2 separate regions of the Homo sapiens genome follow, and region 2 is linked to region 1. Evidence: chromatin contacts called from ENCODE Hi-C data. All regions are on one chromosome and are shown on one strand. The core of a region is the stretch at or near the end of the contact, and the rest is flanking DNA. Distances in the headings are between cores, read along the strand shown.

Region 1 (3,291 bases), core at 247-2,746:
AAAAATTAGCAGACTCACCCTTCCACAAGCTTCTGAGCCTCCCAGAGTGGGAACTGGCTCAGTCTATACAGCTCCCAGCACAGCATCAGGCAAGGGTGCCATCATAAGCCATGTTATTGGAGCCAGTCTGCCTGGGTCCAAATCCAGGCCCCACCATTTACTTCCCCTGTGACCTTGAGCAAGCCAGCTAGCCCTCAGGGCTTTGATTTTCTCCTCTGTAAAACAGGGATAATAGCAGCATTTCCACTGCAAAGACCTGAATGAGTAAAATGGTTAGCACTGTGCCAGGCTCATAGCGCTCTGTAAGTATTAGCTGTTATAATTATTAGGGGTTCAAGTTCTGTCTTGCTCAGCTTTCCAGCTCATTGAAGGCTAAAGACCCAGTGCATTAATTGCTCAAAAATTTGTCGTAATTGCTTGGAACTTTTCATTTACATCCTGCAAAGATTATTTCTGCCATAACATTGCAAAGTTTTCAAATAGCCTTGTTCCCGTTTCTGAATATGGGCAGGGATCCCTTTGGGGTGCTCACTGACCACTCCCAGATGAGCCATGGGTTCTGTCTGGGCTGTGTATGGGGAGGGCGTGGAGGGTGGCATGACGGATGTACAGAGTGGAAGCCCTCAGGACAGAGGTGCCCTGGAAAGTTCGTAAGGCACAGCGGCTGCAAAACCTCTCACGCCCACCTTAGAATTCCCAATGTACTTTCCTCAGTCTCCAGGTCTGTCTTTTCCTTATAGTGTTTCTCAGTGTCTCATTCTGTACGTGAGAAATCCCAGTAAAAATCGAGAGTGGGAACAATGCAAAATAGAACTGTATACTTAAAAATGGTTAACATGGCAAATGTTATGTTTTACAAGAATTAAAAATAATAGTTAAAAAAGCCGCAATTATAAAAACAAAAAACTAGAGTAGGAGGGACCTAGGGACCTCTATTCATGATTTGACATCCAGTTTGGAGAGGCCAGAGTCAGGGAAGCTCCCTGCCAGGATTTCAGTCCTTTTTGTTTTTCCCTGCTGGGTGGGTAGTTTTCAAAACTCCGCTAGAATCTAAACGCTTTTGCTTCCGTGCCCTGCCCCCTGCCCCAGGGGCCCCAGATGGGTATCTGGTTGACTGTTCTCAAGGCAGGGGCCTCCCTCCCAGGAGATTCGGTGGAGCTTTTTGATATTTCTCTGCCCTTTGGCAGCATCACAGGCATGGGCATGGGAGAGGAGGGAGCCGGCCACTTGTCCTGGCCTGTTGATGCATGCCCGAGTCTGGCTGTCATCCCAGCCGCGCTGGCTGCTGTCCCTCGGTCTTCCTGAGGGCCCCCAGGCCTTCTAGGTATTGTATTGAGCCACGAGCTGGACGGGGAGGACCTGGATGTGCGTGGGAGCTCGCGGGTGGGTGAGAGCGCACCACTGCTCCGTGCGCTGCGCAGCTGCAGGGCCCCGGGCAGGTGCAGACGGCGCTCAGACCGGGACGAACGCAAGCCTGTGCTGCCCTCTGCTGGGTACCCAGCTCCCGGCCGGCCCCGAGCTCAGAAGGCGAAGGGAGACCCAAGGCCAGGCTGGGGCCCACGAAGCCGGGCTCCTCTAAGGGGTGCACCCAGCTCCCAAGGCCCCCGGGCGGACTTCGAGCAGTCCCCGCGCGGGGGCCCCAGGGTTTCTCGCTGGGCCCATCATGCCCTCTGGGCTAGGTGGCCAGGACTGTGCTCTCTTGCCTAGGGACCGGGTGAGCTCGAACTGTCCCCATGGGGCGGCTGCGGCTCCTGCAGGCTGTGCCGTCCTGGGCTCCTTTTCCGACATTGCCACCTGCCCCATTTCCTTTCCAAAGCAGAGGTGTAGGCGCCTGCCCACTATCAGTCCCTCTTTGTTGCAAGAGGCTCTGAAGGGCCCTCCCGCCTCCAGACCATTCATTCCCGTCTGACTCTGCAGCCAGACAGATCTTTCCAGAACATTAATCTGATTCTGTCATGCCCTGGCCTGACCTCCTTCAAAGTCTGCCAATTGCCAAGAGGGTCATTACAAAACTCAGCATGAAATACAAAGGACTTCAGATCTGGTTCCTGCTTCTCTTCCACCTTTTAACCCCCAGCATTATGGTCTCTTATGTCTGTCATCTTCCTGTCGAGACCAGAGGCCTTGCGCTCTGGAGCCACACAGCCGGAGTCCTTTCCCAGCTCTACTATTTGCTAGCTGTCTGACCTTGGCCGAGTTTCCTCTCTCTCTCTCTCTCTCTTTTTTTTTTTTTTTAAGATGGAGTCTTGCTCTGTCGCCCAGGCTGGAGTACAGTGGTGCGATCTCTGCTGGTTGTAACCTCCGCCTCCCAGGTTCAAGCAGTTCTCCTGCCTCAGCCTCCCAAGTAGCTGGGATTACAGCTGCACACTACCACGCCTGGCTAATTTTTTTGTATTTTTAGTAGAGATGGGGTTTCACCATGTTGGCCAGACTGGTCTTGAACTCTTGACCTCAGATGATCTGCCTGTCTTGGCCTCTCACAGTGCTGGGATTACAGGCGTGAGCCACCTCGCCAAGCCCCAGAGTTTCCTCTCTTGCCTCAATTTTTCATCTATAAACTGGGGATGATAACAGTAATATGCTTCATAGGGTTGTTGTTAATATTATTTGTATATAGAATATATAAATATATGCAAAGCACTTAGAATAGTATCTGGCACATAGTAGGCACTTTATAAGTGTTAGTCAAGATTATTCACTGAAAATGTGGGGTATCTCAGTATGTTGCCCAGGCTGGAGTGCAGTGGCTGTTCACAGGAGTGGTCATGGCTCACTGCAGCCTCGAACTCCTGGCCTCAAGGGATCCTCCTGCCTCAGCCTCCCTAGTAGCTGGGACTACAGGCACGTGCCACTGTACTCACTGCAACGTCTTCCCTTTGACTTCAACTTCTCCTGTTCATCTGATGACTTGAATAGCCATTTGAGCAACCTATCCAGCAACCTCAGATCAGTTCCTCGATCTGAATCCCAGTGACCTTCACTTCCAATTTACTCAATCCACCCCCACTCATGACCACCCCAGAACTGGCCAGCACTTACACTAGCAGAAGTGTTTTCGAAATCTTACACTTCAGTATTCCACCTTCTGACAACGCCCACCTATCCTTCCAGGTATCGTAATGTAAATGATTTTTTATTTGCTCATTTTCTTTCCAGGTTATCCAGTTTTTTTGCCTCTCCTTTTACTATCAGATCTTTCTAGCTTTTAAAAATTTTCCTGAGTGTATACATTACTGATCCCTTGAACTTTTTTCAAGTTCTTGAACTCTCTTGCACATCCATTCCCTCATT
Region 2 (3,291 bases), core at 450-2,949, 450 kb before region 1:
GGCAAATGATTATTTTAGCAACAGTGGAAACCACTCTATTGCAGCCCAAAGATCTCGACTTCCCTCACAAAAGCACACACGACACAGACGAGCTGAGGAAGCAACAGTTCCAGTCCCACTCCTTCCCCCAAATTATTTATCTTCTATCAAGATTTGTGAATCAGCCGATATATGAATTAGCAAGTACTTGTTCAACACACCGTTCCCCAGCGCCCGTTCTAAGTAGATGGCTAAGGAAATACACACACACACACACACACAGAGACACACACACACAGAGACACACACACATACACACTCTTAAATCTCTTCAGGGATTAACCAGCTTCCCAAGAAGCTGGTTGGGGTTGTTGTAGTTGGCTTTTGTGGGGCGGGTAGGTGGGGGAGTGAGGAAGTTGGACGCTCTGCGTTTGCTGGAAGCTATGCTCGGCGACGCCGAGAGCCCTGGGGTGATGCTGGGTGAGCCGAGGCTGCCAGGCGCTTCCTGCCTCCCAGCTGAGCGAAAGCAGCGAGTGCGCGCAGGGCGGAATCCTGACCCCACCCGCAGGCGCCCTCCGCACCCGCAGCGCGGCCGTCCTCTCCGCCTGGGTTCTAGGGGCCATGGCGAGGGAGCCTCCAAGCCGGTGCCTAGAGAGCAGGACCTGTTGCAGAGGGAATGGGAAAGGAGCGAGGGGAAAGGGCGAAGTCGTGGGTCAAGAAGGGCGGAGAAAGAGCGGAGCTCAGAGGGGCAGAGAGATCGGGATGAGCTTGGAGAGCAGGCGAGATTCCCCAAGCTCAGAGCCTGCTGGCTGGAAAGAGGGAGGGCAAAAGGGCAGGGAAAAGAATATCGCTGCAAAGCGAAGAGAAGGACTGAGGAAACTCCAGAGAGTCACAGACAGGCGGGATTCAGGGCACTGCGCACTGAACAGATGTGAAACCCGGGGCGGGAGCGCTGCACCCTAGGTCCCCACACCTGTGGCTTTGCGGGGAGCATAGGCGCAGCTTAGATTTCAGCCCATGCCAGTCGCTGTTGAGGCCACCGAGCTGGACCAGGGTTCTGAGATGCTTTCAAGGGACAACGCTCCCCAAGATTATTCTAGGAGAGTACCGTGCCAGACAGGTTGAGACTAGGCGGACAAAAGGAGATGTAGGATGGGCGCAGAGGGAAGGTGATCTGCACCGGGGTTGGCTGTTGGGAGCTCGGGTGCCCTGGGGAAGACAGGCTGGAAGCGAGCGGGAAAGGATCAGCGGACCAGCCTGCGGCTGACTAGGGACTCATGGGCTCCCTAGAATGGGGAAAGGTGGGGTGGAGTTTTAGGAGAACGGGGAAGGTGTTTGCCGATAGAAAGGTCACAACAAACCCAGCTCCCAAAGCTGGGCCAGGGAAACGCAAAGAAATGGGGAGACAGGTCCCCTCCGGCTGGCTGATCCAGAGGAGGACAAGCGCGCGGCTCCCGCGGCCAGGACACTCACCCACCGCCCAGTGGTTGCCGCGCGGGTACATCTTGGTCAGCACGGTCCCTCCGCCCGCAGGCAGCGGGACCGCTCGCCCCCGGGGCGCCAGGCAGAGGACCAGCGCCAGCAGGACCAGCGGGAGCTCACGGCCGCGCATGGTCCCGACGGGAAGCCCTTGGAGCGCGCCGGAGAGGCTGGGAAGAGCAGAGACTGGTGACCCGGACCTCGGAGGAGCTCCGCCGCCGCAGCCGCTGGTGCTACTGCTGCGGCCTCCACTAGGGCCCCTACTTTATATGGAAGCCCGGGCGGGGGGGCTGGGGGGCTCTTCTATCGCGGACCAGAGCGCTCTGACGTCTCCCTATAGCTAACCGGGGCGCTGGGACGCCCGGTCCGGAAAACCATCCATCTCCCCGCCGAGTGATGAAAAGGCTGAGTGTACATTGCCCCCTCTTTTTTCCTCGTAGCCCCGTCCGCCTTCCCCACATCGGATTAATTCCTCCGGTCCTCGACGCCTTCCATCCAACACAATTTAGTGAACTCCTCCCTCTCCAGGCTCGCCGGCGCCTCCAGCCTTAGCTGCCTTGAGAGTCCTGGAGAGGGCGACCCCGCTGCCTGATCTGGGCCGGGAGGGGTGGGGGGTGTAGCTGGAGACGGGTGAGCTCTAAAGATGGATGGGCTTTGCTGGAGGGATTTGGAACCACCATTTGAAGGCCTTCTGATTCTCCAGACCTTTCTCTTCGTAGGCCACATCTTTGCTGTCCCAGCCCATAGATTTTGGAACCTTGCCTCCTTGCAGATCTCTCTCTCTTTTTCTGGACCTTGCCTCTTTCTTGCAGATCTCCTCCCCTCCTCTCCCCTCCTCTCCCCTCCTCTCCCCTCCCTTCCCCTCCTCTCCCCTCCTCTCCCCTCCCTTCCCCTCCTCTCCACTCCCATACCCTCCCCTCCCCTCCACTCCCCTTCTCTCTTCTCCTCCCCTTCCCATCCCTCTCTCTCTCCCCTCCTCCCCAATCTCTCTCTCTCTCTGTCTCTCTCTCCCCCTCTGCTGCCCTCCACCTTAAGGTTAAGGGCAGTATCCTTAACCCACCTGGTATTCCCAGGCAGCTCTGCCCACTTGTATGGCAAGACAGAAGATAGCTGGCCCTTTTCACAAGCATGCAACTTCCATGGAATAGAGAAAGAAACTGCTTTATGCCAGTTTCCCTAGGCTGCCTCTACCTGAAAGCTCAAACTGTCCCTAAACTGCCACATACACACCCCTCTAGAGTTGCTCAACGTTCCTCTGCTCCTTCTGTTCTCAGATCTAAAGAATGGTCACCAGCCCAATCCCCGAGGTTCTAAATACCATGGATACAAAGGGGATCAGCACCATAGCAATGCAACAATAAATAGAAGCTGGTAGGATGCTGTTGCCCACGTTTTGGCTGCCAGAGTTGGCCGTGTGGTTGGAATAGGTGAGGTCTATTCCTCCTCAAATGCTTGTTAATTGCCTCCCTGTTGGGTCTTTAGTGTTCCATGTCAACATGGTGTTGATATTGATATATTGATATTGATAAAGTTGAAAACATACACTTGTGTCTGAGTATCTGCTGATTCAATACATTCTTCTTCTTCTTTTTTTTTTTTTTTTTTTTTTGAGACAGAGTCTTGCTCTGTCACCCAGACTGGAGTGCAATGGCGTAATCTGGGCTCACTGCAACCTCTGCCTTCCCGGCTCAAGTGATTCTCCTGTCTCCGCCTGTGGAGTAGCTGACATCACAGGCATGCACCACCACGTCTGGCTAATTTTGTATTTTTAGTAGAGATGAGTTTTCACCATGTTGGCCAGGCTGGTCTTGAACTTCTGACCTCAAGTGAGCC

Evidence for each region. Hi-C counts contacts between places; a loop is a spot of excess contacts on that map. Pooled maps may share reads with other maps.
Region 2: a pooled map shows a loop between it and region 1 (8-fold over the local background). The contact joins the promoter of GRP here to the enhancer-like site in region 1. A Hi-C loop is called at or near these places in 2 of 37 single-sample maps with no recorded cell type and 2 of 50 pooled maps.

What each region holds. Positions count from the first base shown.
Region 1 is chr18:58,766,801-58,770,091 of GRCh38, reverse strand. The region is part of intron 1 of LOC105372146 (a long non-coding RNA gene); the gene reads left to right. Among named protein-coding and RNA genes, the nearest start is that of LINC01926, 45 kb to the left of the region's middle. RefSeq lists an enhancer at 1,171-1,320 and a silencer at 1,401-1,550. Within about 2 kb of position 1,496, at least 6 of the 41 ENCODE cell types and tissues checked have a DNase peak (open chromatin) inside an H3K27ac peak, as active enhancers do.
Region 2 is chr18:59,218,566-59,221,856 of GRCh38, reverse strand. It overlaps GRP (gastrin releasing peptide), which reads right to left and starts at 1,699. Exons shown (of 3, transcript NM_002091.5): 1 at 1,453-1,699. The coding sequence starts at 1,591. RefSeq lists an enhancer at 1,865-2,479.